Regions from separate parts of the Homo sapiens genome. Here region 1 is linked to region 2. A link is an interaction called in ENCODE POLR2A ChIA-PET data of the cell type or tissue named here. Cell type or tissue: Panc1. All regions are shown on one strand. Links, peaks and the distances in the headings refer to the core of each region. The heading gives the core; the rest is flanking DNA.

The links. Peaks named below come from ENCODE experiments on the same cell type or tissue, not always from the same donor. Only the 100,000 strongest peaks of a DNase experiment are listed, where the experiment ranks them.
Region 1: POLR2A ChIA-PET joins it to region 2 with 11 read pairs; 3 of 35 experiments call an interaction of 5 or more read pairs at or near these places.

What each region holds. Positions count from the first base shown.
Region 1 is chr11:69,060,523-69,076,361 of GRCh38, forward strand. It overlaps TPCN2 (two pore segment channel 2), which reads left to right. Exons shown (of 25, transcript NM_139075.4): 6 at 2,362-2,468; 7 at 3,373-3,445; 8 at 6,981-7,083; 9 at 9,908-9,973; 10 at 10,834-10,898; 11 at 11,401-11,501; 12 at 12,105-12,186; 13 at 12,393-12,479. Among named protein-coding and RNA genes, the nearest start is that of MIR3164, 15 kb to the right of the region's middle. RefSeq lists an enhancer at 5,423-6,175. In Panc1, for the core only: no CTCF peak of the experiment used is centred there; no DNase peak of the experiment used is centred there.
Region 2 is chr11:68,943,816-68,959,654 of GRCh38, forward strand. No RefSeq gene overlaps it. Among named protein-coding and RNA genes, the nearest start is that of MRGPRD, 29 kb to the right of the region's middle. RefSeq lists an enhancer at 2,821-3,684 and a silencer at 12,554-12,603. In Panc1, for the core only: no CTCF peak of the experiment used is centred there; a DNase peak (open chromatin) is centred at 6,679.

The DNA of each region.
Region 1 (15,839 bases), core at 5,746-13,745, 120 kb after region 2:
TGGACGTGGTTTTTCCTCAAGGCCTTGGGTCTGAGGGTCCCAGGGGCTTGACTGGCATTGTGGTTGGTTGTCCTTGGAGGCTAGTCACCTGGATGTACCTTCCCGTCCTTATAGAGGCCTCATGGCCCCAGCTGTCAAGGGAAGGCCCTCAGGTTGGGCTCTTGTGTCTGGGGAAGCTGTGCTGTGGTCTGTGTCTGACTACAGGTGAGGGTGCAAGTTCCTGGGCAGGGGAGGGGACCCAGCAGCATCTTCAGCACCTCCTTGGCCTGTAGAGGGGCTGAAAGAAGCCTTTGTTATCAGGCCCTAAGACCAGAGTTTCCAACCAGTGGGCAATGAATGGGTTCCGGGTGAGCTGGGCGCACAGGGCAGGGGCCAGAGCCCTGAGCAGTTCTCTGTTCACCACTGTTCTCTTGGCCTTCTCAGTCCTGCGCCAGGCCCTGGGGTCCCTTTTGAGAATGGTGATTCACTTGGAGTGAGCGCTGGGGATCAGTCACTTGCAGATGTTCTGGAGGGCCTGCCGTGCTGCTGCTGGCTGGACCTTGGTGAACAGAATAGGCAGGTCTCTTGTCCTCTGAGACCCCCTTCTGGAGTGAGAGAGAGACTGCCAGCGCACAGAAGTGCCAGACATAGAGTGTGATTCCCAAGTGTGGTGGTGGGTGCCATGCCGGAGAGGAGCCCGGCAGCCCTGGCAGAGGTGGCGTTCTGCAGGTTGCGGGGGCTGAGCCGGCCGGCTGGGCAGACACTGGCAGCTTGAGGGCCGTGGCCTGTGAGGTCTGGGAAGGGGCTGGACTGACTGGCTGGGCCTGTTCCGTGGACCCCGGAGGCCATGGGCAGAGCTGTGGGCAGTTGTCGGAGGGTTTTGGTTTTGTGCAAGGAGCTGACAGCTCTGCGTTTCTAAAACAAGATACTGATGAGGATGCGAGACTGCAGTGGAGAGCGTGGATTTGAGATTGACAGGCGCCAAAGTGTAAACGAGATACTCAAGGGACTGAATCCAGGTGTGAGGCAGAGAGAGGAGGTGGGGGCAGGGTGCCCAGCACAGGCGGATCGGGCAGTGCGGGGACCTACAGGGCAGCTGGGAGCACCAAGGTAGCTGTGTCTGGTGCTGAGGGCGCCAGGCAGGATGGGAAGGTGCTCATGGGGACCCCCAGGTGGGTCCCAGTGGCCAGGAGGGGAGGATGGGCTGGGATAGGAGCAGGGGAGTGAATGGAGGGGAGGGCAGGGAAACGTGGCATGATGGAAGCTGTGAGAACACTGGTGTGTGATGGTTGGGGCAGAAGGTGGTGATTGAGCCAATCCTGAGAGGGCTGGGGTGGGTTGACAGGACTGTGGGTGGTGTGGTGGCCGTGGGTGGGCCCTTCTGTCCTCACAGAAGGAAGGCAGGGAAGATGGGGATATCTGTGAGAGTGTGTGTGTGTGAGTGTGAGTGTGTGTGTGAGTCTGTTTTGCGTGTCCATAAAGCAAGACCTGAGGCTGGGTATTAATAGAGAAGGGGTTTATTTGGCTCACGGCTCTGTAGGCTGCATGGGAAGCATGGTGCTGGCGTCTGCTTCTGATGAGGCCTCAGGAAGCATCCACTCATGGCAGAAGGAGACGGGGAGCAGGTGTGTCACATGGCGAGAGAGGCCCCCAGACTCCTTTTAAAAACCAGATCTCTCGTGAACCCCTCACCTGAAGTCATTGCTGCAGGGAGGGTACCAGGCTATTCATGAGGGATCCACCCCACGACCCAAACCCCTCCTGCTAGATCCCGCTTCCAACACGGGGAGTCAGATTCAACGTGAGATTTGGAGGGGACGCACATTCACACCGTGTGAGTGTTGAGCGTGGGAGCAGTGAGGCTGGAGGGCGCTGTGTGAGTGTGGGGGTGTGGAGGTGGGGCTCCTGGAGGCAGGGTCTGTGTCTGGGAGGGGAAGGCTTGGAGATGGGGACACAAGGGGAGGCGGGTTGAGGGGTGAGGAGGCGGGGATGGTACCCTGAGAAGCCAGGTGTGCTGGGCAAGGCAGGAGGGTACCAAGGGAGGCATGGGGCCACCACCCTTCCAGCTGTGTCCTGGGTGGGCACAGGGGAGGATGGCCTGGGACAGGGACAGGTGTTAGGATTGGGGAACCTGTGTGTGCAGCGCCCAGGAGTTGGGAGATGGGTAGTGGGGAGGCCTGTGACAGGGAAGGACTGCAGAGCATGTGGCCTGGAACAGGTCTCAAGGCCAGCTCTGGAGCCAGGCCCTCCACTTTGGGCTCAGTGACTCTGGAGTGGCCCCCAGGGCACTGGGGTCTCTGAACCGTGTGCCCATCTGGGATGGTCGGTGAGGGGTAGAACTAAGCACTTGACGTGGTCCTCAGTTTCCTGGGTCTCTTCCAGCCCCTGCGGATCCGCCGGCTTCTCCGTCCCTTCTTCCTGCTGCAGAACTCCTCTATGATGAAGAAGACCTTGAAATGCATCCGCTGGTCGCTGCCGGAAATGGCCAGGTGGGCTCTTGGTGCTCTGGGCTCGCAGGGTTGGGAAGGGGCTCTCTCTGCCCCGGGCCACGTGGTTGCGGGTGGGGCCCACCGGAGTCTCATCTTGGACTGCGTGCTCCGCATCCCTGGCTGGCTGGTGACGGTGTGGGGAGGCTGCTGGGGGGCTTTTGGGGTCTCTTTGGTTCCAGCAGTTCCCCAGAAGCCTCCCAGCAGCCTTCGAGCTAGGGCCAGGGCTGCAAACACCGCGGCCCCAGCTCGAAGGCTGCTGAGTCCCATGGGCACTCTCTCCGATGGGTCTCCTCTTGTCCCCTCTGTGGCTGTGCCCTGCCTCTCCCCTCTGCCGTCCCCTCCCACTCATGGTGTCGGCACGCTGCCAGCCTAGACTTCATAAAGCTGAGCTGTTCCTGACGACACCCCTGCTTGGAAGCCCTCGTGGCTCTTGTTGCCACTAGAAGCGTGGGGCTCTCTCCCTGCGCCCCAGGCCCAGCCTCCATCCAGCCTCGGCTCACCCCTGGTCCCGATCCCCTGCCGCCCTCCGCTCTTGCCAGTGGCAGCGTTGCCCGAGTCCCTAGTGGCTCACGTGCTGACCCCTCACCATCCAGCTCAGGTGGATGGAAGTGGCCTCCCCTCTGAGAGCCCTGGGTCCTTGGATGCTGTCTCAGCTGGGCCCCCAGGGTTTCATTTGTCACTGTCAAAGAAAGGACCCTGCCAGGGCACGACCAGGCCTTTCCTCTGGGCCCCATGAGCTGAGCATGAGGCAAGGCCCTCGGGGAGAGGGGGACCCAGCTGCTGCCTGGATCCACCCCAGCTGCTGCAGACTCTTGGGCGCTCCTGTCACCGAGCCCTGCAGGCAGGTCAGGTGTCCCTGCCTGCCCGCCGCCTGGCCCAGGCTGAGTGCCGTGCTCTCCCCCAGCGTCGGGCTGCTGCTGGCCATCCACCTGTGCCTCTTCACCATGTTCGGAATGCTGCTGTTCGCTGGTGGGAAGGTAGGGCACCCGTGGTCAGGGTCTGGGAATGGGGCTGCCCTGTGCTGTGACTAACAGAGGGGGCTGGGCTGGTGTCTGCTGCCCTGGCCTAACCCATGTGCGGACTCTGTCCAGTAATAGCAGTGGCCCATCTGGGGTCCAGGAGTCTGCCTTTGGGTGGCCACAGTGCTCCACCACCCCACTGCCCAGACACCTGTCTGCCCTGGGGTCTCCTGGGCTCAGGGCCACTTGTCCTTTGTCCTGGCTGTCCGCTCCCACCCTCCTCTGCTCCCTCCCATCCTGACTCAGTTCCCCTATCCTCCTTCCCACTTCCCTCCCCCCTCCCTATCCCCCGCCCCTCCCCGCCCTTCCCCGCCAGGCTATTCACTGAGGGTGGGTCCTCTGGTTTCTCCTCCAGCCCTGTTCATCCTTCCTGACAACCAGGCTTGCCCTGTACCCTCTCTGACTGCAGCCCCCAAGGCTGCGCTGGCCTACTGGGAGGGCCCTCACCTCCCACGCCCTCTCCTGCCACTAGTCTCTCCCACCATATCCTCCTCTGCGGCTGCCCCGGGGCCCAGCAGCTCGTTGCTGTGTGGAGGCGTCTTCCTGTCCCCCAACCCCGCTCCAGTGCTATGTGTTTGTCCTCCTGTCCTGGCCGAGGGCACCATCCTTCTTGGGGCTGGGGCCACGCTGCATCTCTGCTGCTTTGTTGTGGGAGTGGACAGTGCTCAGCCTGCGCTGCTGTTCCTGTTTGTGGCCGTGTTGGGGTTTGGTGTGTGTTGTCCAGAAGGGGAAGGCTGAAGCCCGCGTTCTCACCCAGGGCGGAAGCGGTCATTGAGCCCCTGTGTGGCTCTGCATGTGTGTGTGGAGTCTGCATGTCTGTGTGCATGTTTGTTTGTATGTGTAGGTGTATGGTGTTTATGTCTGTGTGCGTGTTTGTATGTGTGCATGTGTAGTGTCTGTGTGCATGGTGTCTGTATGTCTGTGTGTGTGTTTGTATGTGTGCATGTGTAGTGTCTGTGCATGGTGTCTGTATGTCTGTGTGCGTGTGTGGTGTCTGTGTGCATGGTGTCTGTATGTCTGTGTGTGCGTGTGGTGTCGTGTGTGTGGTGTGTCTATGTGTGCATGCATGGTGTCTGTATGTCTCTGCGTGCGTGGTGTCTGTATGGCTGTGTGCGTGTGCATGTGTGTGCGTATCTCTGTGTGTATGTGTGTGTTTGTGTGCCTGTCTGTGGGTGGTGGGGGCAGCTGGGTTGTGGAGATGGAACCGGCTGACAGAATCTCAGGCCCTCCTCTGTGTGACCGTCCAGTGACCCCTGCAGTAGCGCTGTTTGCCAGAGCCTGTACCAGGTGGATGGCGTCAGTGTGGGTGCTGGAAGTGGCAACAGCCTCGGCCTTGAGGCCAGGGTGTGGTCCTCGACCCCGGGAAAGCCGAGTGTCCCATCCTGAGGCACCTGGAAGGGTTGGCTCCTCCTCCAGGCGTGGGTTTCTGCCCCACGAAGGGGACCTAGGGGAGCAAGGTGTACCTTGTGTGAGGGGTGCGTGCTTGTCGTGGTCTTGGCAGGAGTCTGGATCCCTGTCCGAGGCAGGACTTGAGAGGAGCGTGGGATGGTACCCGGCCCATCCTGCCTTCCTTCCCTGGCCATCATGCCCTGCCACCCTGGCCTGGGGCGGTAGCCAGGCTGTGCTTCTGGGTGCAGCGGCCGCCTTGCTTTAGCTACCTTTGTGAGTGCGGTCCAGAGCCAGCCTGCTTGTCCTCTGCTGGCTTTGCTCGTTGTGAAGCTCCAACCTGGATTGATTTCCAAGAACCAGGGTTGGTGTTGGGGTGTGTGGTCTCCCAGCAGCCGTGATGGTGCTGTCCCATTTTACAGATGTTTCTCAGGTCGGGGCTGTGGGCTGGCTCGGGTCCATCGTCGCTGGTTGTGGCAGGTTGGGCAGGAGCCCAGGGCTCCTCTGTGTCCCTGCAGAGCTGTGGCTTGGGCTGGGCAGGAGGTACGGGAAGTCATGCCTAGGGTCTGGAGCTGAATTGTAGAGGAGGAGCGTGAGGCCTGCTGGGAGGTACACAGTGTGGGGTGGGAGATGGGCCGGGGCAGGGCCACCTGCCTTAGGGAGTTCTGTCGGCTCTATGGACCTCAGCGTCTGTTAGGTGGTGTGCCTCAGCTGGCTCGAAGCCTGGCCCTAAACCTTGCTCCATGGGCGCTCGGTGGGTTGCTTTACATTTGGGAACGTGGTGGTTTGACTGGGTGAGGGTGGGACGGGGGATGCCCGGGAGGCCTGGACCCAGTGCTGTGGTCCTGCCGTCCCCGGTGACTGCTGGAGGCCAGCCTGCCCTCCAGGCCTCGGAAGGCCTTGCTCTGCTCCTCCACTCTGGCTTGGGCTGAGGCCCAGGAGGGGCCCGCCTAGCTCTCCCCAGCAGGGGAGCCTGTCCCTACCCGTGGCTCTGTGCCTGACAGCGCTCCCTGCCTTCTAACTTCCTCTCAGTGGCCCCTGTGCCCCCTCCCCCAGCAGACTGTGGAGTCTTCACCAATTAGCTCACGTGTCCTTGGGAGCCCCTGACTGGACAGACGAGGGGACAGTGCCATTTTATAGGTGAGGCCTTGGAGGCCTCAGTGCTATTGATGCGGCTGTGAGGCAGGAAGGGCGGCCTGTGCGACAGAGAGTGGCCATCACAGGTGCCTCCATGCCAGGGCCTGCCTGCGGGGTTGCCCCTTGGCCAGCAGCTGGGATTGTGGCTTTGAAACGATCCCTAAGAGAGGAGGTTGCTTTGTGTGCCAAGTCCCGCTGTGCCACCTGCCCCCACAGTTCATACAACCAGTCTGGTTTGCGGGAACCACCCATCTTCCAGCTGGGGGGTCTGGAGGCTTGGTAGGCAGAGGGTGCCCATGAGCCTGGCCCCAGTGAGAGCCCCGGGCCCGGAGTCTCAAGCAGAGTTGCTTTCCGAGCAGAAACACTGCATGTGCCAGCTGTGTTTTGTGGCTGGGACCCCTCTCAGGAGGGAGAGAGGATAGGGACTCCGGTGTGGATGCCCCCTTACCAATGGCTGTGATTCGCCACAGCCACGAGCACAGTGCCACTGAGTCCCGTGGGTGGCTATGGGCGGCCGTGGGCCCTGACACACAGCCTCTAGAGCAGGCTTCACGAAGGGTCCAACCTATCTCACCCTGGCAGCCTGGGCCCCTCTGCTCCTCCTGCCCCTCCTGCCTCTGCCCCGTAGCCTCACTGCTTGCACAGTGCATGGCAGAGTCGGCTGCGAGCAGGCGAGGTGGCCTGAGGGAGGTCACTAGGCTGGCTGAGGGCTTTTTGCTGTGGTTCTGAGCCGGCCTGCTTCCAGGCACCGTGTCCATGCGGGTGAGCGGTCTCCCTGGGTGCCCACTCTTGCGCCCGGAGATCCTGAGTTTGGTCCTGTCTGGCCATGAGCTCAGCCTGCTGGGAGGCCACAGGGAGATGCAGGCTGGGCGGCGGGTGGATGGTTCCAGCCGGTTGGGTCCGGGGCCTGGAGCTCAGCCTGTGGGGTGGGGACCCAGTGGTGCCCTGGAGCTGCCGCTTCTGCTCTTAGCAGGATGATGGGCAGGACAGGGAGAGGCTGACCTACTTCCAGAACCTGCCTGAGTCTCTGACTTCCCTCCTGGTGCTGCTGACCACGGCCAACAACCCCGATGGTGCGTGCAGGGCCAGGGAGGGACCGTGGGGGTCGGTGAGCCCAGCACTGGGGGGCCGGTTTGGGCTGCTGAGCCTTAGAACCCAGTGGGAGTTTCTGAGGCCTTTTTTTCGATAAGTGGAGAAGAAAGGGTGACATTTTCCTTCCTCCCCTTCTTTTCCTATCTCTTCTTTTTTTGTCTTGGTTTTCTTCTCCCTCTCTCTTGTCCCTTCTCTTTCCTTCTTTCCTTTTCTGTCTCATTCCTTTGCTTTCTCACTCCCTCCTCCCTTTTTCTTTTCATCTCCTCTTCCTCCTTGTCTACTCACTCCTCTGAGAAGCTGAAAGTGGCTGGTGTTCTTCATAGGGCGATGATGGCAGTGGTCAGAGGGGTCTCCTGGTGCCGTCCTGCTGGAGCTCCACACATCCACGCTGCGGTTGCTGCCGAGGTTCAGCTGTGGGAGCCACTGGGCAGCAGCATGTGAGGGCCAAGGGTCTTACTGGCCACGACGCTCACCCTGTGTGATGCTCATGGGGCCTCCACTGCTCAGGTGCAGGTGTGGCCAGGATGGAGGCCACGGTCCTGGGCTTGGCTGTGGCCCAGCCACCCTGGCTGGTGCCTTTCATCTTGCGGACCCTGAGTGCTGTCTCTTGTGTCCTCTGAGTCCTAGGAAGTGACCGCAGTGGGAGCAGGACCGTCTGAGTCCTAGGAAGTGACCGCACTGGGAGCAGGGCCGTCTGAGTCCTAGGAAGTGACCGCACTGGGAGCAGGACCGTCTGAGTCCTAGGAAGTGACCGCAGTGGGAGCAGGACCGTCTGAGTCCTAGGAAGTGACCGCACTGGGAGCAGGACCGTCTGAGTCCTAGGAAGTGACCGCAGTGGGAGCAGGACCGTCTGAGTCCTAGGAAGTGACCGCAGTGGGAGCAGGACCGTCTGAGTCCTAGGAAGTGACCGCACTGGGAGCAGGACCGTCTGAGTCCTAGGAAGTGACCGCAGTGGGAGCAGGACCGTCTGAGTCCTAGGAAGTGACCGCAGTGGGAGCAGGACCGTCTGAGTCCTAGGAAGTGACCGCAGTGGGAACAGGACCGTCTGAGTCCTAGGAAGTGACCGCAGTGGGAGCAGGACCGTCTGAGTCCTAGGAAGTGACCGCAGTGGGAGCAGGACCGTCTGAGTCCTAGGAAGTGACCACAGGGGGAGCAGGACCGTCTGAGTCCTAGGAAGTGACCGCAGTGGGAGCAGGACCGTCTGAGTCCTAGGAAGTGACCGCACTGGGAGCAGGACCGTCTGAGTCCTAGGAAGTGACCGCACTGGGAGCAGGACCGTCTGAGTCCTAGGAAGTGACCGCACTGGGAGCAGGACCGTCTGAGTCCTAGGAAGTTACCGCACTGGGAGCAGGACTGTCTGAGTCCTAGGAAGTGACCGCAGTGGGAGCAGGACTGTCTGAGTCCTAGGAAGTGACCGCAGTGGGAGCAGGACTGTCTGAGTCCTAGGAAGTGACCACAGGGGGAGCAGGACTATCTGAGTCCTAGGAAGTGACCGCAGTGGGAGCAGGACTGTCTGAGTCCTAGGAAGTGACCGCAGTGGGAGCAGGACTGTCTGAGTCCTAGCAAGTGACACAGGGGGAGCAGGACCGTCTGAGTCCTAGGAAGTGACCGCAGTGGGAGCAGGACCGTCTGAGTCCTAGGAAGTGACCGCACTGGGAGCAGGACCGTCTGAGTCCTAGGAAGTGACCGCAGTGGGAGCAGGACCATCTGAGTCCTAGGAAGTTACCGCAGTGGGAGCAGGGCCGTCTGAGTCCTAGGAAGTGACCGCAGTGGGAGCAGGACCGTCTGAGTCCTAGGAAGTGACCGCAGTGGGAGCAGGACCGTCTGAGTCCTAGGAAGTGACCGCACTGGGAGCAGGACCGTCTGAGTCCTAGGAAGTTACCGCAGTGGGAGCAGGACCGTCTGAGTCCTAGGAAGTGACCGCACTGGGAGCAGGACCGTCTGAGTCCTAGGAAGTGACCGCACTGGGAGCAGGACCGTCTGAGTCCTAGGAAGTGACCGCAGTGGGAGCAGGACCGTCTGAGTCCTAGGAAGTGACCGCAGTGGGAGCAGGACCGTCTGAGTCCTAGGAAGTGACCGCACTGGGAGCAGGACCGTCTGAGTCCTAGGAAGTGACCGCACTGGGAGCAGGACCGTCTGAGTCCTAGGAAGTGACCGCACTGGGAGCAGGACCGTCTGAGTCCTAGGAAGTGACTGCAGGGGGAGCAGGACTGACTGTGGGGAGGGCTGCAGGGAGGTTTCAGCTCTGTGTGCAGAGGGACATCCTTGATAGGTAGGGAGTTCCCCGTCCTGGAGGGTGTGCGAGCAGAGGCAAGAGATCGAATTTGGACAGGAAGGCCTTTCAGCCCTCCCAGGAGACCTCCTTTCTTTTTTTTCCTTTTCTTTCTTTTTTTCTTTCTTTCTTTTTTTTTTTTGTTTGAGATGGTGCCATGCTCTGTCACCCAGACTGGAGTGCAGTGGTGCAGTCTCGGTTCACTGCAACCTCCACCTCCCAGGTTCAAGTGATTCTCCTGCCTCAGCCTCCCGAGTAGCTGGGTTTACAGGCATGAGCCACCACACCTGGCTAATTTTTGTATTTTTAGTAGAGATGGAGTTTTACTATGTTGGCCAGGCTGGTCTCGGAATTCCTGACCTCAAGTGATCCACCCGCCTCAGCCTCCCAAAGTGCTGGGATTACAGGCGTGAGCCACCACGCTCAGCAATGGAGACCTCCTTTCTATTGCAAAAGCAAATAGTGTAGCGTCAGGATGGGAGTGGGATCAGGTACTGAGGTTGTCAGTTTCTGTTATTTCTTTTTTCTTTTAGTGATGATTCCTGCGTATTCCAAGAACCGGGCCTATGCCATCTTCTTCATAGTCTTCACTGTGATAGGTGAGTGCAGGTAACGTGGCCAGCATTTTGTGACAGGATCCCGAGAGCTCAGGGACCGATACACCCTGCTGCCTCCACGACCTGAAACTTCACATCCGTGTTTTTCACTCCAGAGATCACCCCAGGGATCCCCTGCCAACAGCTTTTAACCCCAGAGATCCCCCACCAACAGCTTCACCCGAGGGATCCCCCACCCCACGGCTTCACCCCAGGGATCTCCCGCCAACAGGTTCACCCCAGGGATCCCCCACCAACAGCTTCACCCCAGAGATCCCCCACCAACAGCTTCACCCGAGGGATCCCCCACCAACAGCTTCACCCCAGGGATCTCCCACCAGCAGCTTCACCCCAGGGATCCCTCACCAACAGCTTCACCCCAGGGATCCCCCACCAACAGCTTCACCCCAGGGATCCCTCACCAACAGCTTCACCCCAGGGATCCCCCACCCCACGGCTTCACCCCAGGGATCCCCCGCCAACAGGTTCACCCCAGGGATCCCCCACCAACAGCTTCACCCCGGGGATCCCCCACCAACAGCTTCACCCCAGGGATCCCCCACCAACAGCTTCACCCCAGGGATCCCCCATGCCACGGCTTCACCCCAGGGATCCCCCACCAACAGCTTCACCCCAGGGATCCCCCACCAACAGCTTCACCCCAGGGATCCCCCACCCCACACTTTCTGTTCTGTCCCCACCATTGACCTCGTCATCCTCCCACCTGTGACTGCGCTGGCCAGGCCATGTTTCCATTTGATAGGGGACGCCCCCGGCGCTGTGCTATCCTGTGCCGGCCACCCTTGCGTTGGTTTTGCTGCTGTACTGGTGGCGCCCCTGACCGTGGCTGTCTCCTCTTGAAGGAAGCCTGTTTCTGATGAACCTGCTGACAGCCATCATCTACAGTCAGTTCCGGGGCTACCTGATGGTGAGCGAGCTCCCCAATGCTGGCTGTGCCTGGAGCTGCCGGGAGGCCAAGCAGGGTGTGGCTTGAGATGAGCAGCTGGGTGACCCTTGCTGGCCAGGCCCCTGGTGGGACGGGAGGGCAGGGTTGCCACCTCTTGTGGATCAGCCGGGGATGCACATGTGTTGTTGCTCTAGCCACTGCCAGAGATGGCAACTCCCAGGACAGCAGACCCTAAACCCTCTTGAGGGGGAGCTGGGGGCGCCCCCAACACACAGAGGAGAAACGCGGCCCAGCATATTGCGCAGCACGCCCGTCAGACTCCTTCCTGTGCGGCCTGTCCCGGGAGTCTGACCAATCCTCTCATTCCTGGGGGGTGAGGGGCTGCCCCCAGGCTGTGGGGAACTGGGCCCCCCCCCAAGGCTGCCCAGACTCCCCCTCTGCCTGTTCCCCAGGGGAGGGAAGGGTCGGGGGTTCTGAGCTGGGGGAGGGCTGATCCTGCCGTTCATAGCCTTCCTCTTTGCAGAAATCTCTCCAGACCTCGCTGTTTCGGAGGCGGCTGGGAACCCGGGCTGCCTTTGAAGTCCTATCCTCCATGGTGGGGGAGGGAGGAGCCTTCCCTCAGGCGTGAGTGCTGGGCATGGACCCTCTTCTCCCTGAGGGTGGGTGCTGTGGCTGCTGGGCAGGGGCCGGGTGTTCATTAGGGGCTTCTTGTGCTTGGCCTGTGCCTCGCCCCTGCTGGCTGGCACCCGACTCATGGAAACCACCATGTCCCTGGCGCTCTGTGGTTCCCGGCGTCCTTGTCCTGAGTCCATGCCTTTGTCTTCGTGCCCCCCGGGGACCCTGGGCTGGTGAAGGGCCGAGTGGCCCGGCCTTCTTGTCCCCCTTTGTGCTCTTCTACCCTTCTGTGCTGACTTAGGCAGCAGAGCCAGAGGTGCGTGGGCCAGGTGTCCACACCACCATCCTGCTTGGAAATGAGGGCAGAGAGCTTGAGGGACATTGCAGTGGAAAGTTCTGGTCCTGACTGCTCATAGTGGTGAAGTCAGTTTGCGCCTTCTCGGGGGGACGGCAGTGGCAGGATGCTCGTTACAGGGGCTCTTGGTGTGGCTCAAGCTGCAAAGTGGCTTCATGGCAAAGCTCAAGCCAGACGCCAGGGCAGGAGGACCCAGGCCAGGGTTCCAAGGGAGCCGAGCTGGCTGTGCTCACCGGGCTGTGGGTTTTTCCCTGCAGAGTTGGGGTGAAGCCCCAGAACTTGCTGCAGGTGCTTCAGAAGGTCCAGCTGGACAGCTCCCACAAACAGGCCATGATGGAGGTACCCGCCCCCTGCTCCCAGCCTCCTCTGGGCTCCTCCCGGGAGGTCACTTGGGCCAGCAGCCCCTTTTCAGGACTAGGGGTGTGGCTTCAGGTCACCTGCAGCATTCACAGCCCGTCAGGGTGGGGTTGGGGCTGGGGGCGCTCACCTTCGAGGGCGCTCACCTTCCCGTGCGCCCCTGCTGACCTGTGCTCCTTCCTGTGCAGAAGGTGCGTTCCTATGGCAGTGTTCTGCTCTCAGCTGAGGAGTTTCAGAAGCTCTTCAACGAGCTTGACAGAAGTGTGGTTAAAGAGGTAACTGGGGCCACAGCCGCCCAGGGTGGATAGTGGGGGCCTTCCAGTTTCCCCTGCCCTTGATCACCTGGGGAACTCTTCTAATGATCAGTGCTGGGATTCACCTGCCAGGGATCCTGGCTCCTAGTATGGGAACTGGGAATGGAGTTCTCTTTGGCTCTTGGAGACTGGGGAGATTTTTATGAAATTCACCAGACCCCAGGAACTAGCCTGAGCCCAGCCCGACATGAAGGAGTCTTCCAAATGGTCTTCTCGGTTTCCATGACAGACTCTCCTTTTCCTGTCTGTCCTTCCTCAGGAGGTCCACACACTGGTCCTCTCCAAGGCCTTTGCCTTTCACCCTTGACACTTACAAAGTTCCCAGGTGGGCCTCAGCATCCGACTAAGCTCTGTGTCCAGAAGGCCTGGGCCAGGTGGGTGGAGACAGTGGGAAACAGCCCAGGTGCTCACAGGCAGTGTGGGGGCAGCACGGGGGCTGCCATTCCAGCTGCTCAGCCTCAGAGGACTGAGCCAGACCCTGGAACAGGGATGGGGCAGAGAGGTGGGGTGGCAGACGCCTGCCAGTTCTGTGTCACTTTTCTCGTTTGCTCAGGCTCCTGGGACGGCACCACAGACTGGGGCGGGGGCAGGGCTGAAGCAGCAGACATTTGTTATCTCACAGTCCTGGCCGTCAGTCCAAGGCCAAGTGTCACAGGGCTGGTTCCTCCTGAGGCCCCTCTCAGTGGCTTGTAGGTGCTGTTCTTTCCCCATGTCCTCACCTGAGGCCTCTCTCCGTGGCCTGTAGATGCCAGCCTCTCCCTGTGTCCTCACCTGAGGCCTCTCTCCGTGGCTTGTAGATGCCAGCCTCTCCCTGTGTCCTCACCTGAGGCCTCTCTCCATGGCTGTAGACATCGCCTTCTCCCTGTATCCTCACGTGGTCATCCCTCTGTGTGTCATCTCCTCCTCTTATAAGGACCCTATTCAGATTGGATTAGGGCCCATTCTAATGGCCTTGTTTTAACTAAATTACCTTTTAAAAGGCCCTGTCTCCAAATATAGTCACATTCTGAGCTACTGGGGGTTAGAGGTTAAAGATACGAATTTCGAGGGAGACAAAATTCAACCCATAGCAACTGTCAGCTGCTTCAGGATTCCTTGTCGGCCCCTGTGGCTGCAGGACCCTGTCAGAGGTGGTTCTCTAAAAAACATTGTTTTCCTAAGGTCCTTCCAGACCTCTGTAGTCAGGCCCTGCCCCAGCCTGAGCTTGAGTGCCACGCACTCGTCCCCATCCTCACTTCGGGCATCCTCTTTAGGGCTGCATTCCTCATTGTGGCACCCCCAGCCCCTTGGGGCATATGGGCGATGAGTGTGGTGAGGATCAGTAGGTGGCAGTTTGAATATTCACGCCATCAAACCTCTGTTTGGGACAAGGCTGGGCAATGCGTTATCAACTTAAGGTTGACTTGAAGATACGAAATAAATTTTACCAGGTGCAGATTTCACAGAAACTGTGGAGATGGTCCTCAGATAACAGAAAGTTAAGAAGCACCATTCTAGATAAAGGCGCTTGTCCTAGGGGCGGAGCTGTTTGGGGCTCAGGAAGCAGCTCTTAGCGGCTGTCGTAGGCTAGGTTTGCTGTGATCCGGCCCATGTTTAACCCAGACGGACACCTTGGCCAAGAGAGATTTCAGCATTATCTATTATGTCTAAATTGTTACAAGGAGAAGGTGTTCGTATGTTAGCTGTGTAACTGAGAGATAACTGATATGACTAAAGGGGCAGGCAGACACAGGCTGGGAGAAGCCAGTCATCCTAAAGGTTCTGGAAAGGTGGTTTTTGTTCCTCAGGCTTTGCTCCTGGTGTGTTCTGGGCCATCTGGGCTCTCCCTGGGCAGTTGTTGCCGTTCCCTAGGGCGTGGTTGAGTCCTGGTTGTCCAGAGCTGACTCTCCCACCCTTTTCCAGTGTCAGGATTTGGTGAGACCTGGAAAGGGGTTCCTCCTCCCGTGATGATGTGGAGGAAGGGCGGATGGATTGCTTTGGCCGTGACCCAGTAGAGCGGGCTTGTGTGCGCACAGGAGTGGGGAAGGCCCAACACGCAGGCCTGGCCTGATTCCCAGCCTGGTGGTCTCCCTGGAGGTCCCGGCGATGCTCTTCCCAGGGCACCGAGCACTGGGCTTTGAGATGGGAGTTTAGGTTCCACAGGTTTTGGGAGCCACAATAGCCTTAATCTGGTTTTCTGACTCCTTCTTTCCTCAATAATGCTGACTGTAGAGGGGAGGCCGTTGCCCCTCGGTATCTGCAGGGATTGGTTCTAGGACTCCATGTGGATACAAAATCCATGGATGTTTAAGTCTCTTAAGATGATGTAGTGTTTGCATGTAACCTACACACATCCTTCCGTATACTTTAAGTCATTTCTAGACTACTTGGAATACCTAGCACCTAGGAATGCAGTGGGAGTTTGGGGAATAAGGGTAAGAAAACCTGTACATGCTCCGTACAGATGCTTTTTCCCTGAGTATGTTTTGATCTGCAGTTGGTTCAGTCTGCGGACGCAGAGCCCGCTGACGTGAAGGGCTGGCAGAGCTTCAGTTTGGGAGGCAGATGCTTCTGGGATTGCTCAGATTTGGGGCAGCCTGTGGTTTTGGAAGCACAAAGAGGTCCTTTCTCGGCAGGCTGACGTCATGGGAGCTCCAGCCTTTTCGAGAGCCCTCCCGTGTGGGGTCACTGCCTGGGCGTCAGCCTGGCCGTGGCCAGGGAGTCGGTTGGTGCTTGCTGGCGAGCTTCAGAGAAGGTGCCCTGCCTGCTGCTGAAAGAAGTCTCCTCTTCATATGAGAAGCTTTTGGGGTTAAAAATGTAGTGGTCATTCATTATAGACAACAGAGGGAAGTGGGAAAATCCACCTCACGGGCTTTCTACCCAGAGACAAGCACTTTAGTCATATCAGTTATCTCTCAGTTACACAGCTAACATATGAACACCTTCTCCTTGTAACAATTTAGACGTAATAGATAATGCTGAAATCTCTCTTGGCCAAGGTGTCCGTCTGGGTTAAACAGAAAGTGTCATGTACGGCAGTGGCAACTACGATAAAAGAGTAACTGCAAGATGTAAGGAAACCATGTGGTGTCCTTGGGCTGAGGGGAGTGCATGAGGAAGGATGGACCTGGAAGGGGACCCTCCGAAGCTGGGGTTCAGACCTCTTGAGAGCAGGTGTGGTTTTGCCCACAGGAATGCAGAGACGTTCACTGGCTTCCCCGGGCTGCGGTTGGTTTGTGGTCACTGGGTAAGCAGGAGGCGACCCTCCTGGGTGCAGCAGGCCCAGGCTGTGAGCAGGCAGTGGCGTGGTCCTGCCGAGGGAATTCGGTGCCAGTGTGGGCA
Region 2 (15,839 bases), core at 3,600-11,599:
AATGTTTTCAATTCCCCATGGATTTGTGGGGAACATATTCCCATCATAAGTCGAGGAACATCCGTATCCAGCCCCGTGCATCTGCGTTCTTTTACTTCACCTGATGTTTTTGAGGTTTGCCCATGTGGTGGTGTGTATCAGTGTTTCAGTTCTTTTTATTGTCAAACAATGTCCCATTGTATGGATACACCCATTTAGTGTATCCACTCATCTATCGGATATTCAGATTGCTTCCACTTTTTGGCTGTTTTGACCCATGAGGCTGCTATGAATATTCATCGTTCAAGTCCTTCTGTGAAAACATGCATTCTCATTTTTCTTGGGTAGATTCTTAGAAGTGGAATTGCTGGGTCATAAGTTAGTTTATTCATTTAAGAAACTACCAGGCTTTTCCAGAGAGGTTACACCATTTTACATTCCTGCCAGCTATGTATGCGGGTTCTAGTTTTTCTGTTCTTGCCAACATTTGGTATTGTCTGATTATTATTACTATTACCACCATGTTGGTGGGTATATACTATGATCTCATTGTAGTTTTAATTTGCATTTTCTTAAAGACTAAGGAAGCTGAGCACCCTTTTCCTGCGCTTACGGGACATGTAGATATCTCCTTTGGTAAATTTTTCTTTTTTTTTTCTTTTTTTTTTTTTGAGACAGGTCTTAGTTTGTAGCTCAGGCTGGAGTGCAGTGGCACAAACAGGGCTCACTACAATCTCGACCTCCTGGGCTCAAGGGATCTCCAGGCTCAAGGGATCCTCCAACCTCAGCATCCCCGAGTAACTGGGACTACAGACGCGTGCCACCACACCTGGCTATTTTTTTTTTTTGTAAAGATGGGGTTTCGCCATGTTGCCCAGGCTGATCTCAAACTCCTGGGCTCAAGTGATTTGCCCACCTTGGCCTCCCAAAGTGCTGGGATTACGGGCGTGAGCCACCACACCTGGCCTCTTTTATTATTATTATTTTCATAGAGACAGGGTCTTGCTTTTTTGCCTGGGTTGGTCTTGAACTCCTGGGCTTAAGCCATCCTCCTGCCTCAGCCTCCCAAAATACTGGGAATATAGCTTTTGCTAAGCTCCCAGCAGTGACCACAATTCCTTTTAAGTGCCAGGGCTATAATGTGGGCCTAAAACCTCCCAAAGCAGCGTGGTGCCCTTCAGCCCACTCTGGGATCCCTCTGGGCAGCTCTGGGATTATAGGTGTGAGTTACCGTGCCTGGCCCTTTGGTGAAATTTCTGTTCAAATCTTTTGCTCATTTTTAAGATAAATTGAAGTGTCCTATTATTGAGATATAAGATATCTTTAGGCCGGGCATGGTGGCTCATGCCTGTAATCCCAGCACTTTGGGAGGCCAAGGCAGGCGGATCACGAGGTCAAGAGATCAAGACCATCCTGGCCAACATGGTGAAAGGCCATCTCTACTAAATATACAAAAATTAGCGGGGGCATGGTGGTGTGCACCTGTAATCCCAGCTACTCAGGAGGCTGAGGCAGGAGAATCGCTTGAACCTGGGAGGCAGAGGTTGTAGTGAGCCCAGATCATGCCACTGCACTCCAGCCTGGGCGACAGAGGGAGACCCTGTCTCAAAAAAACAAAACAAAACAAAACAAAACTTTATATAGCCTGGATAGAAGTCTTTTATCAGATGTATGATATGCAAATATTATCTCCCAGTCTTTGGATTCTTTCAACATTTCCTTAATATTGTCTTTGGAAGTGCAAAAGTTTTAATTTTTTAAAGTCCAGTTTATCGATTTTTTTTCTTTTATGGCTGTGCTTTCTGTGTCATGTCTAACATCTCTTTACCTAAATTGAGATCACAGAGGTTTTTCCTATGTTTTCTTTTAGACATTGTACAGATTTAGTTCTTCTGTTCAGGTCTGTGATCCATCTTGAGTTCATTTTCATGTATGGTATTGGTATAAGGCAAGGGCCAAAGGTTGGTTGGTTTGGTTGGTTGGTTGTTGCATGCGGATCTCCAGTTGTCTCAGCAATTGTTGAAAGACTCCTGTTTCTTCACGGAATTTCCTTGGCATCGTGTTAAATATTGTTTGAGCATAAATGGAGGGGTTCATTTCTGGGTTCTCAATTCTGTGCCATTCATCTGTCCATCCTTACGCTAATACCACAGGCTCCTCCCGTCCCCATCATGAGGGCAGCCTTCTGGTCATGGAGACATTGCAAGTTTACACTTAGAGGCACGGCCCCCACAACCCGTCTCTGACTCAGCGAAAATGGAAAGAGTTTTGAAAACATATAGCCACACTCAAGATAAACACCCCCGTGTTCCAGACCACAGAGAGAAACAGGGCTGGCTGGGTGCGATGGTTCACATCTGTAATCCCAGCACTTTGGGAGGCCGAGACGGGCGGATCACCTGAGGTCAGGAATTTGAGACCAGCCTGGCCCAACATGGTGAAACCCCGTCTCTACTAAAAATACAAAATTAGCCGGGCATGGTGGCACATGCCTGTAATCCCAGCTACTCGGGAGGCTGAGGCAGGAGAATTGCTTGAACCTGGGAGGCGGAGGTTGCAGTGAGCCCAGATCGCGCCACTGCACTCCAACCTGGGCGACAGAGCGAGACTCTGTCTCAAAAAAAAAAAAAGAAAGAAAAAGAAACAGCTGGCCGAGGAGGGGACGCTGTGGACCTGCTAGGGTCCTCGTCTGGTCAGGAGCAGGGGCGGCCTGGAGCCTTTTTTCCTGTGGGCCAAAGGAACAAAAACGGCCAGTTACGAAGTGGGATCTGAGCCAGGCTCTCACTATGAAACTAGATGGTAAGGCAGGCTTTCTGATTCATCAGAGGAAAAAAAAAAAAAGCTGTTCCAGTTACTATGGCTGCATAACACATCTACCCAAAACAGCCATTTATCACATTCATGGGTTCTGTGGCTCAAGAATTTGGACAGAGCACAGTGAACATGGAGATTCGAGAGGCCGGTGCTTGTCTCAAGGTGGCACCGACCCTGAGGTGAAATTTGGCCCTGGGGCTGCGGTAGGGTCAGGCCGACCTTGTCCCCTGCTGAGACCCCATGTTTGCTTAGCTCCCCAGCACCCACCCTGAGAGTCGCCCAGTGAGTCGCATGCCCCCGGCTCAGGCTGCCTTCTGGGCACCGGACTTGAGCGTCAGTCCCCAGCCTCGCAGCCCTAGGTGCCAGTCATGTGCTGATTATCTCCAGCTTTGATCCCTCCCCACACTCCAAATACCACTCACATTTCTCCTGGGATGTTTAGTAGGCAGGTGAGTGCAGCGCCTCCAGAATCCAGTGCCTGGTCTGCCCCGGGGAGTGGACTGAGCGCTTCCCTCCCCACAGGTAAATCCATATGCTAATCCCCAAACCTGCGAATGTGACCTTATCTGGGAAAAGAGTCTTCGCAGATGTAATTAAGTAAAGGTTCTTGAGAGGAGATCATCCCGGGTTACCTGGATGGTCCCTAAATCCAATGACAGGTGTCCGTCTAAGAGACATGTGAGAAGAGAAGGAGGCTGCCTGCAAACACAGGCAGAGGCTGGCGTGGTGCAGCCACAGGCCAAGGAACGTGGAGCCCCCAGAAGCTGGAAGTGGCAGGACAGGGCCGCCCCTCGAGATTTTATCTTGAAGAGAGAGAATCAGTTTCTGGGTTTGTTGTTGTTGCTGTTTTTTGAGATGGAGTTTTGCTCTTGTTGCCCAGGCTGGAGTGCAGTGTCGCAATCTCAGCTCACTGCAACCTCCGCCTCCTGGGTTCAAGCGATTCTCCTGCCTCAGCCTCCCGAGTAGCTGGAATTACACCTGGAATGACAGGTGCCCGCCACCACACCCAGCTAATGTTTTTATACTTTTAGTAGAGACAGGTTTTTGCCATGTGGCCAGGCTAATTTCGAACTCCTGACCTCAAGTGATCCACCCGCCTCGGCCTCCCAAACTGCTAGGATTACAGGCGTGAGCCACCGCACCAGGCCGTCGCTGCTTTTGAGTCAGGGTCTCAGTGTGTGACCCAGGCTGGAGTGCACTGGTGCGATTATAGCTCACTGAAGCTTCAGCCTCCAGGGTTCAAGTGATCCACCTGCCTCAGCCTTCCAAAGGGCTGGGATTACAGGCGTGCGCCACTGCCTCTGGCCTTCTTACATCTTTTTTCCTGTTTTCTATCTCTCCATCTCTTCCTTTTTTAAACAATGAGATGTTCCTCAGCCTTATTTTCCAACCATTTTATTTTTGTTTAGGTTTTAAAAATTCACACCATTTTCCTTTCAGCATCGAAGAGCCCTTCCCTCATGTCCCTTTTTGCAGTGCTCTCCCTGTGGGGCTGCGTCTTCTCTTTTCTGTCTGTGGGTGTGGTTTTGTATTGTTTGCTGCTTTCTTTTTCCTGCAGTGTTTCGATTACAAATGGCTTCCGTCTGCCTTTCGCATCGTGGCTTTCTGCAGATTCTGGTAGTTGTCCCCTCCTATCAGCCAGGGACTGACTCTCCAAGACCGTGCGGAGGGCTCGCTGACTGTGGGCTTCACTGAGGCATCAGCTGCCCGGCCGTTGAGCCAGGGACCAGAAGTCTTTCCCCCTGGATGTGCCAGGTTGCAATCACAGTCTCTGTTCATACACCTGCTTACTCACCCTCCACTCAGTACGGGGTTCCCCCGCCCAGCTATGCCTTGGGACCCTCAGGCAGACTCATTCTGTTTTACCCACTGCAGAGCCTAGTCGGGTATTTGGTCTTTTCTCAGAGTAGAGGAGGAGGCTTCTCTGAGTAGCAGATGGGATTAGAAGATCTGATTGCTGCTGCTTTCATAAAAATTGTAAAATATCTATAACATGAAATTTAACATTTTAACCATTGTGTAAGCAAGTGTACAACTCAGCGGCATCCCTTACATTCCCAGCATTGTGCAACCATCACCACCATCTGTCTCCAGAACTTTCTCATCTTCCCACATGGAAACTCCATCCCCATCAAATACCAACCCCCCAGCCCCTGGAATCTCTGTTCATTTTCTGTCTCCATGACTGATTGCTTCTTTTAAAGACTTCCATCCACCCGCCTTATTTTAGCTCCTTCCCACCCCACTTCTTGGGCTCCCAAGGCCCCCAGTTCCTGAGCCTTTAGGTGATTCTGTGGCATCAATTTATTTAGTGGCCTTATGTAGATGTGTGTGTTCAATCCGCTAACTTTACATGGATGTTTCTCTAGATCAGGGGGTCCCAGGGGTACGGGTCCATGACCTGTTAGGAACTGGGCCTCACAGCAGGAGGTGAGTGGTGGGTGCACCCGTGAAGCTTCATCTGTATTTACAGCCACTCCTCACTGCTCGCGTCACCGCCCGAGCTCCGCCTCCCGTCAGATCAGCGGCGGCGTTAGATTCTCATAGGAGCGCGAACCCTATTGTGAACTGCGCATGCGAGGGATCCAGGCTGCGTGCTCCTTTATGAGACTCTGATGCCTGATGATCTGTCACTGTCTCCCATCACCCTAAGATGGGACTGTCTAGTTGCAGGGAAAGAAGCTCAGGGCTCCCACTGATTCTACATTATGGTGAATTGTAGAATTATTTTATTATATATTACAATGTCAATAATAGAAATAAAGTGTGCAATAAATGTCATGCGCTTGGGTCATCCTGAAATCATTCCCCCTGCCGCCCCACGGCCTGGCCCATGGAGAAATTATCTTCCACGAAACCGGTCTCTGGTGCCAAAAAGGCTGGAGACTGTTGCTCTATAATATTTAAGTTATCTTTTGCAGAGACTTTGTTTTTTGAGACAGGGTCTTGCTCTGTTGGCCAGGCTGGAGTGCAGTGGCACAATCACGGTTCATTGTAGCCTCGACCTCCTGGGCTCCAGAGATCCTCCCACCTCAGCTTCCTGAGTAGCTGGGACTACAGACACATGCCACCATGCCCAGATAATTTTTTAAAAAAATTTTTAGTAGAGATAGGGTCTTTGTTGCCCAGACTGGTCTGCTGGGCTAAGTGATTCTCTCACCTCAGCCTCCCAAAGTGTTGGGGTTACAGGCGTGAGTCACCACACCTGGCCCTTTGCAGATACTTTGTAAACAACCAGTAGAATCATTTTATAATCACATTATATTACATAATCATTTAATGTTAGTGCTTAATGACAAAAGTTGGATATAAAACTACAAAATCAGCATGCTCAACGTACGCCAAACACACATATATGCATAGAAAAGATGGAGCTGGGTGTGGTGGCGCACACCTGTAGTCCGAGCTACTCAGGAAGCCAAGGCAGGAGGATCGCTTGAGCCCAGGAGTCCCAGGCCAGCCTGGGTAAACATAGTGAGACCTTGGCTCTAAAATTAAAAAAAGAAAAAGAAAAGATACAAAGGCATATGGCCATTGTAAACACCTCTGATCTTTGGGATTTGGTGTGATTCTTGGTCTCTCGTTTATAGCTAAAAAAAAAAAAAGTTTCTCCAATGATGAATGTTGGTTCTATAATCAGAACAGGACAATTCCTGCTGGTTTTCCAGTTAGGCAGCTGATGGGGTCGCAGCTGCTCCCATTTTTCAGCAAGTGCCAAGGAAAGGCCAGATTTCCAGTGGGTCTGGGGTCCTCCACATTCTTTCTCCATCCCAGGCCTGTGTGGTCTCGGTGGCTGTGGGCTGGGGTGAGCCAGAGTTGGGCAGTGAGGAGAGGGAAATTGGCCCAGTTTGTGTCTTAGAAAAGTCCCTCTGGTGGCTGCCTTGAGGAGGTGTCTGAGGTGGAAAACCTGCCAGCAGCTATAGTCTGGAGAAGTCAGAGTCAGGTGGGGTACACAGGGGCGCATCTGCTGACTATGCATGGGCTCAGTCATCAGAACTTGCAGACTGGCCTCCTGCAGGGGTGAGGGGCTGGGAAGATCCCCACGCTTCCGGCTTGGGGGACGAGTGACTTTAATGGCTCACAAAGCACTGTCCAAATGTTCTTAATAATAAGAATTGTATTTCTTTCTTGTTTAATGCACATATGCTACCCAGAAGTCCCACACTCCTGGAAATGCATGTATATGCAGAATTCCGGGTTTTCTAGTGATGTCAGGCTGATTGGCATCTACCAGACAGTTCTACTGAGACCTGGGGCCCCTCGCCATGAGCAGAAGCAGGGAAGGCTGCAGCCCCCCTGGGGTAGGAGCTCTTTGTCCTCATTGTAGCAGCGGTGGATGCAGCTCTCAGCCTGGCCCTTTCAAAGTCAGCCGGATAGGGTCGGAGTTCCTCCTGTCACTTGGGTCAGCCGGACAGGGGCCGAGCTCCTCCTCTCACAGGCCCGCTCTGTCTCATGACAGGTGTCAGTACCCGCTTGTCTGCTGGGAGAACTGTGTGATTCTCTGACAGAGGTCATGACACCTTGGTACATTCTGCACCTTGGTTGCTGGGGGAGACATCTGACATCAGCCCGGCCAGGAGAACCCAGCTGTGGTTCCAGGTGTGGTGTGTGGCTCCAGGGAATGGCCTTTGGGGGTTTCAGCCAGTCACGGCAAGCCTATCCCCTTGACCTGTGCCTATTCTAGGTGGACCTGGGAGCCTGATTCCAGGGGGACCTGGGAACCTGGTTCTGTTTAATGAACAGCGGAGAGGAGGACAGAGGAGAGAGGCCCCCAGAGGCTGGGGGCCTCTGGGAAAGATCTGATTTACATTTTCTTTCTTTTTTGAGGCAGGGTCTCGCTCTGTTGCCCAGGCTGGAGTACAGTGGTGCAATCATGGCTCACTGCAGCTTCAACCTTCTGGGCTCAAGCGATCTTCCTACCTCATTCTCCCCTGTAGCTGAGACTACAGGCATGCGCCACCAATATCTAGCTAATTTTTGTATTTTTTGTAGAAATGGGGTTTCACCATGTTGCCCAGGCTGCTCAAACTCCTGGGCTGAAGCAATTTACCTGCCTTGGCCTCCTGAAGTGCTGGGATTACAGGTGTGAGCCACCGTGGCAGCTCTGTTTTTAAGGTTTCACTCTGTCACCCAGGCTGGAGTGCGGTGGCACAATCACAGCTGACTGCATGCAGCCTCCACCTCCTGGCTTGAAGTGATCCTCCCATCTCACCCTCCTGAGTAGCTGGGACTGCAGGCATGTGCCACCCAGCTAAAAAATACACCCAGCTAATTTTTGTATTTGTTGTAGAGATGGGGTTTCACCATGTTGCCCAGGCTGGTCTCAAACTCCTGAGCTCAAGCAACCCACCCGCCTCGGTCTCCCAAAGTGCTGGGATTACAGGCATGAACCACCACACCTGGCCTGATTTACTTTATCTCAGTGGATTTGCCACTTCTGGACATTTCCTGTCATAGAGTTGTTCAACATGCGGCCTTCTGTGACTGGCTTCCTTCACTGAGCATGTCTTTCGGCTTCATTGGTGCTGCAGCGTGTCAGCTCACCATTCCTTTTTTTTTTTTTTTTAATAGAGTCTCGCTCTATCGCCCAGGCTGGAGTGCAGTGGTGTGACCTCAGCTCACTGCAACCTCCGCCTCCCAGGTTCAAGCGATTCTTCTGCCTCAGCCTCCCAAGTAGCTGGGACTACAGGTGTGCACCACCACGCCCAGCTAATTGTTTTGTATTTTTAGTAGAGACGGGGTTTTACCATGTTGGCTGGGCTGCTCTTGAACTCCTGAACTCTGGTGATCCACCCACCTTGGCCTCCCAAAGTGCTGGGATCACAGGCGTGAGCCACCGCGCCCGGCCTCGCCATTTCTTTTTAAGACAGAATAACATTCTGCTGTGTGGGCACACCACTTTTTGTTGATCCATTCATCAGGGTAGGCATTTCGATTTTTCCACTTTCTGGCTATTGTGAATAATGCTGCTATGAACATTTGTGTTCAAGTTTTAATGTGGACGTCTTTTTCCTTCTCCTGGTTACTTACTTAGGAGTGCAAATGTGGGGTTTCATGGTAGTCTGTCCTCTGGATGTCTTGAAAAGCCAGCAGTGATTTAGGCCTTTGCAGCGAGCCTCTGAACCAGACTCTTTATAAAACTGTCTCCTTTGGCCCTCACTCTCCCCCTGGGAGGGAGGTGTGGATGTTCTGTCTGTGTTTTCAGGTGAGGAAACAGAGGTGCAGGGCAGCGGGGAGACTTGCCGGCCCTCACTGCAACCTCCGCCTCCTGGGTTCAAGTGATTCTCCTGTCTCAGCCTCCTGAATAGTTGGGATTATAGGCATGAGCCACCACGCCTGGCTAATTTTTGTATTTTTAGTAGAGACAGGGTTTCACCATGTTGGCCAGGCTGTTCTTGAACCCTGACCTCAGGTGATCTGCCTGCCTCGGCCTCCCAAAGTGCTGGGATTATAGGCATGAGCCACCACGCCTGGCTAATTTCTGTATTTTTAGTAGAGACGGGGTTTCACCATGTTGGCCAGGCTGTTCTTGAACCCTGACCTCAGGTGATCTGCCTGCCTCGGCCTCCCAAAGTGCTGGGATTATAGGCATGAGCCACCACGCCTGGCTAATTTCTGTATTTTTAGTAGAGACGGGATTTCACCATGTTGGCCAGGCTGGTCTCGAACACTGACCTCAGGTGATCTGCCTGCCTCGGCCTACCAAAGTGCTGGGATTATAGGCATGACCTACTGCGTCCGGCCAGACTCTTTTTTTTTTTTTTTTTTTTGAGACGGAGTCTTGCTCTGTCTCCAGGCTAGAGTGCAGTGGCGTGATCTTGGCTCACTGCAACCTCCACTTCCCAGGTTCAAGTGATTTTCCTGCCTCAGCCTCCGGAGTAGCTGGGACTACAGGCACATGCCACCATGCCCAGCTAATTTTTGTATTTTTAGTAGAGACAGGGTTTCACCATGTTGGCCAGGATCCTCTCAATCTCTTGACCTCGTGATCTGCTCACCTTGGCCTCGAAAAATGCTGGGATTACAGGCGTGAGCCACCACGCCCAACCAACTCCCTTTTTATTTAAGAGTACAGCACTAATAGCTCACAGAAAGCTCTAGGTGTGCGGATGGGGGAAGGGTGAGTTGATTAGTGGTTTCATTGTCAGCTTACAAGGACATTAGTGATTTCGTTGGGGAAAACCTTTCATATCACTGTCTGGAGTTCTTGCCTCTTGGGCAGGCCATTTTCCCCAGTGTGGTAGAATAATAGCTCCCCAGCGTTGTCTGTCCATGTCATAATCCCTAGGATCTGTGAATTTGTTACCTTAAATGGCAAAGGAGACTTTGCAGGTATGATTAAGAATCTTGAGACTCAGAAACTCTTAGGAGGCCAGATGTGGTGGCTGGCGCCTGTAATCCCAGCACTGAAGCTGCAGCAGGAGAACTGAGAACAACCAGGGCAACATAGTGAGACCCCCGTCTCTACAAAAAATAAATAATTATCTGAGTGTGGTGATGCATGCCTGTAGTCTCAGCTACTTGGGAGGATGAGGTGGGAGGATGGCTTGAGCCCAGGAGGTGGAGGCTGCAGTGAGCTGTGCTTGCACCACTGCACTCCAGCCTGGGTGACAGAACAAGACCCTGTCTCAAAAAACAGAAAAGAAAGAAAAGAAATTGTTCTGAATTATCGTGGTGGGCCCAGTGTAATCAAATCACAAGAGTCCTGAAAAGAGAGAGGCATGAATGTAAGAGACAGACACGGTGATGTGGTGATGGAAGAGAGAGATTGGAGATGCTACCCTGCTGGCTTTGACGATGGGGGAGGGCCCACCAACCAAGGTTGACAGGTGGCCTCTAGAAGCTAGAAAAGGCAAGGAACAGGCGGGGTGTGGTGGCTCACGCCTATAATCTGAGCACTTTGGGAGGCCAAGGCGGGCAGATCACCTGAGGTCAGGAGTTAGAGACCAGCCTGGCCAACATGGTGAAACACCATCTCTACTAAAAATACAAAAATTATCCAGGCGTGGTGGCGTGTGCTTGTAATCCCAGCTACTTGGGAGGCTGAGGCAGGAGAATCGCTTGAACCTGGGAGGTGGAGGTTGCGGTGAGCTGAGGTCACGCCATTTCACTCCAGCCTGGGCATCAGAGTGAGACTCTGTCTCAAAAAAAAAAAAAAAAAAAAAAAGAAAGAAAGAAAAGAAAGAAAAGGCAAGGAACAGATTCTCTCCTACAGACTACAGAAGGAATGCAGCCCTGCCAACCTGTGTTAGACTTTGGGCCTCCAGAACTGTAAAATAACACATTTGTGTTGTTTTAAGCCGTGAAATTGGCAGTCATTTGTTCCAGCAGCCATAGTTACTCTCCAGGTAACTAATGCACCCAGTAAAGAATCCTCTAACTTTCTGCCCAGGGAGCTGGGGTCTCCCCCAACCAGTGTGCGCTTTGATTTTTCCTCCAGTGTTCAGAATGGCGCCTCATCCCTGTCCTGGTCCCACCTGGTGCCCCGGTTGCAGGCCTGAGCTTTGTTGGCGATGGAGGATACTAAGCATCCGCCCGTGTTTTTGGATGCAGGCTCCATGCTGGGCTTGGGGTTGGCTGGAGAGCATGAGACGGGGGAGGAGACGCACTTTCCCCCGAGTACCCACCCCTGAGAGCGAGAAGAGCACGTTGGTTATGCTCGCTCACGGCTCTGGAGCCCCAACATCTGGCTGCAGAGTCCACTTCTGCTGCCTCCTGGCTTTGTGACAAGCCACTCAAACCCCTCCAGACCTCGGTGGCCTCGCCTGTAAAACGAGGATAGTGCTGGGAACAGTAGTATCCGGTGCTGTGGGGGCCTGAATGATTAACTTCCTTATGACGCCAGGAACCGCCCTGGCCTGAGGGAGGGCGGCACCCAAGTCTTTATTAGCGAAGTCACGTTCGAGTTTGTGTTGCGTGCCGGGCGTTACGCCGAGTCCTGCACCTGCACTGTGTCCTTTCATCTTCATGGCAGCTCTATGGGGTCGTTTCAGTGAAATCTTTTCCCTGGGAGAAATTCCTGGGAACAGGGAGTGCCAGCTCACTTCTGCAGCTTTCAATGGCCCGGGGTCCCCAATTGCTTACTGCAGTGGGGTCCTCATCCAGCAGGGGCCTCCCTGTCCAGGCTGGATGGTGGAGGCCCCCGGTCTCAGGCCACTCTGGGGCTGTGGGAGCCGGTTGGGTGGGGACATGATGGCTGGAAGCAATTTGCATGAGGGGGATCTGAGATTGGGGCAGGGGGTCTCGTGGGAGGCTTTTGAGTTTCAGGGCCCTCAGTACATGGCCCCCTCCTTCCCAGCCACACACAGCCCATCTGCACAGGGCCTCGCTGGGGAGCAATTCTTTGGGAATTGGCGAGGGTGGGGACCAGGGTGGGGGTAGGGTGGGGGGGCTGGGGTGGGGCGGGGGCAGGATGGGGGTGCTGGGGCAGAGTAGGGGTCTGGGGGTGGGGCGGGGCAGGGTGGGGGCAGGATGGAGGGTTGGGGTGGGGTAGGGTGGGGGGCTGGGGGTTGGGGGGCAGGGTGGTGGCCTGGGGGTGGGGTGGGGGCAGGGTAGGGGCCTGGGGGTGGGGTGGGGGCAGGGTGGGGGTGGTGTATCCCGAGGTCCTGCTTTGCTGCCTCTTCCGGATGGCCCATTTTGTTTACGAGCTGGAGGAGCTGCCTGCCCGGTGGAGGGCCAGCCTCGAGTCACTCTTAGAGCCCCTGGCACGCCACTGGGGGTCGCTGTGGTGGGGGGGGGGTGTTGGGACGGCCCATGCACCTGCTCTGTGAGTGGGAGGGGCAGCCAGCTTATCCATCCCGATGGTGGTGTCTCTTGGGCTCTTAGTGGCCCCCCACCTTCCCCTCCTCTATGTCTGCTTAAAGAAGAATTTCGGGGTGGAGGAAGCCGTGACAGCCACTTCTGTTTTCTCTCTATGCTTCCCTCTCCCGTGTGCTCCTGGCTCCCCAGGTCAGACTGCAGCGAGCGGGTCTGGAAAAGGCCAGCACTCCCCTCGGCAGAGGGGCCAAGAGGGGCTGCTGGGGTGGGGGTGGAGGTGGGCGGTCTTGCAGCAGAGCAGGGGAGGCTGCCAGGCCAGGGCCATTGTCACCCTAGCCTCCTCCATCACCCCAGCCTCCCCCGGTCACCCGGACCTCCCTTGGCTCCTGTGCCTGGTTGTCTCTGGCATGTGGTGACCTGGATGCTCCAAGTTTGATGTGGACTCCAGGAGTAGTCCTGCTATGGGAAATGAAATGTAGTTAGGTTCGAGAGCCAAATACACCATGGCCTTATTTGGGATGAAGGCTCATCCTCTGAGAGCCTGCAGTACCTCGTGGGGTTGACATCTTTCAGCTGACCCTCGGTGGGCCCAGGGACAAGACAGAGGGGGACCGCTTAGGCTGGGCTGGACTGGGTCCCGAAAGGGTGGCTGTGGCCACATGCTGACCCGCAGGGTGTGCCCAGATAGCTCTCACCTACTGCAAGCCCTCTTGCTGAAAGGGCCCAGGGTTCCACCTTAGGGATAACACTGCCCAGTGACAGTGACAGATGGACCCAGGACCTGCACATCCCTTCTTCACAGCAGCTGGAGGTGGGAGGGGGATGTATCCCTGTTGCACAGATGAGAAAACAGAGGCTCAAGGAGGGCACCTGATGGGAGGCAGTGGTGGAGCTAGAGCCAGTCCTGAGCTGGTCCTTTCCCTCAATCACTGTGGCCCCTCAGGGAGGGCTGACCCTCCCCCTGCCCACCTGCACAACCAGAGGGTAGACTCCAGGGTGCAACAGGGGAGTCACCAAAGACCCGCTTACTGCCATGGTGGGTTTAATTTTTGAAGTCACAGCTTAACCCAATTCCAAATTGTGTACAAGTGACGCGTCTAACAGATAAGGATACAGAAAGAGCAAAGTCAAAGGAGGTGAGCAGATGAACCGTGCAAGCGCCAGCCAGTTGAAAGCTGGTGAGCTCTGCGAATACCAGACAAAACAGACTGTTGGCTGGGCGCGGTGGGTCACGCCTGTAATCCCAGCACTTTGGAAGGCCGAGGCTGGTGGATCACAAGGTCAGGAGTTCAAGACCAGCCTGGCCGAGATGGTGAAACCCCGTCTCTACTAAAAATACAAAAGCTAGCTGGGCATGGTGGCGGGTGCCAGTTGCTCAGGAGGCTGAGGCAGGAGAATCACTTGAACCTGGGACATGGAGGGTGCAATGAGCTGAGATCGCGCCACTGCACTCCAACCTGAGCGACAGAGCGAGACTCCATCTCAAAAACAAACAAACAAACAAACAAACAAAAACAGACCGTTAGGAAAATAACATGACTAGGATTAAGGAGGATAATATCATAAGTTATCAAGAAAGCTCCAGTTCCCAGGAAGATATAACACTTATGTGTTTGTATGCTCCTAATAACATAGCCTCAAAATAAATAAAGCAAAGCAGCAGCTCCTGCACAACCTGCCTTTTTTTATTCCGAAGTCAGATTTTGTTGACTGACTGTCAGCTTTGCCATCAGCCTTGGGCAAAGTCAGAGAGTCAGGCCTTCCTCTCAGGGAGTTTTCCCTGCAGCAGGGAGAGAAAACCACGGATGCGGGAAACAGCTAGTGGGGACCAGTGGCCAGCACCAGCCAAAGAGGGTGTGGGTCGGGTATTGTAGGCACTCACACTGGCAGGCAGGCACCTATCACCCGCCTTCATTCATTCATACAGTCACACACATGCGTGTCCACATGAACACTGGTGCTCCCACCCGGATTGGGGGGAGAGTCACCATGGGGTTATGTTGTTCAAAGGGGGCTCTCTTGGAGATGAGTGTGAGCTTCAGCCGCCTGGTTTACCACTCCCACTCCACCCTCGAGGCTGCCACCCCCATCTTTGCCCGGATGCCCAGGGCTGGCCTGCCAAGTGGGAGCCTTCCCCAAACGTATCCTTCCGCAAATGTCTCTGTGCCAGGCAAGGCCCCAGGCCTGGGGCACAGCAGTGACCAAAGCAGACATGGTCCCTGTCCTCCTGGTGGATGTGTATGCATGTCACATATCAGACAGTGATAACTGCACCGGGGAGAAATGAAGCGAGGTGGGGGGATTGAGGGAGGGGGTGCGTGCTGCTGCATTCTTTCTTTTTTTCTTTCTTTTTTTTTTTTTTTTTTTTTTTGAGACGGAGTCTCGCTCTGTCACCCAGGCTGGAGTGCAGTGGCGCGATCTTGGCTCACTGCAAGCTCTGCCTCCCGGGTTCACACCATTCTCCTGCCTCAGCCTCCCGAGTAGCTGGGACTACAGGTGCCCGCCACCACGCCTGGCTAATTTTTTGTACTTTTAGTAGAGACGGGGTTTCACTGTGTTAGCCAGGACGGTCTCGATCTCCTGACCTCATGATCCACCTGCCTCGGCCTCCCAAAGTGCTGAGATTACAGGTTGGGCCACTGCGCCTGGCCATGCTGTATTATTTCATAAAAGGTAGTTGGCAAAGGCCTCTCTGAAGAGGTGGCATTGAGCAGTGACCTGAAGAAAGGAAGGGGTAGAGGCTGGGTGCGGTGGCTCACACCTATAATCCCAGCACTTTGGGAGGCTGAGGCAGGCAGATCACCTGAGGTCAGTTTGAGACCATCCTGGCCAACATGGTGAAACCCCATCTCTACTAAAAATACAAAAATTAGCCAGGCGTGGTGGCAGGCATCTGTAGTCCCAGCTACTAGGGAGGCTGAGGCAGGAGAATTGCTTGAACACGGGAGGTGGAGGTTGCGGTGAGCTGAGATTGCACCACTGCACTCCATCCTGGGGAGACAGAGTGAGCCTCTGTCTTGGGGATAAAAAAATAAAGTGAGGGGTAGAGCCCTGCACACAGCGGGAGCAGGGTGCTCTGGGCAGAGGGAAGAGCAAGTGTGGAGGCCCTGAGGCTTGGCAGCCTGGAGTGAGGGTGCGGAGTGGTTGGGAGATGAGGGCCGGCGGCCTGGAGTGAGGGTGCGGAGTGGTTGGGAGATGAGGGCTGGCGGGCAGGAGTGAGGGTGAGGAGTGGTTGGGAGATGAGGGCCCGCGGCCTGAAGGTGCTGATCACATGGCTTGACCACTGCTGT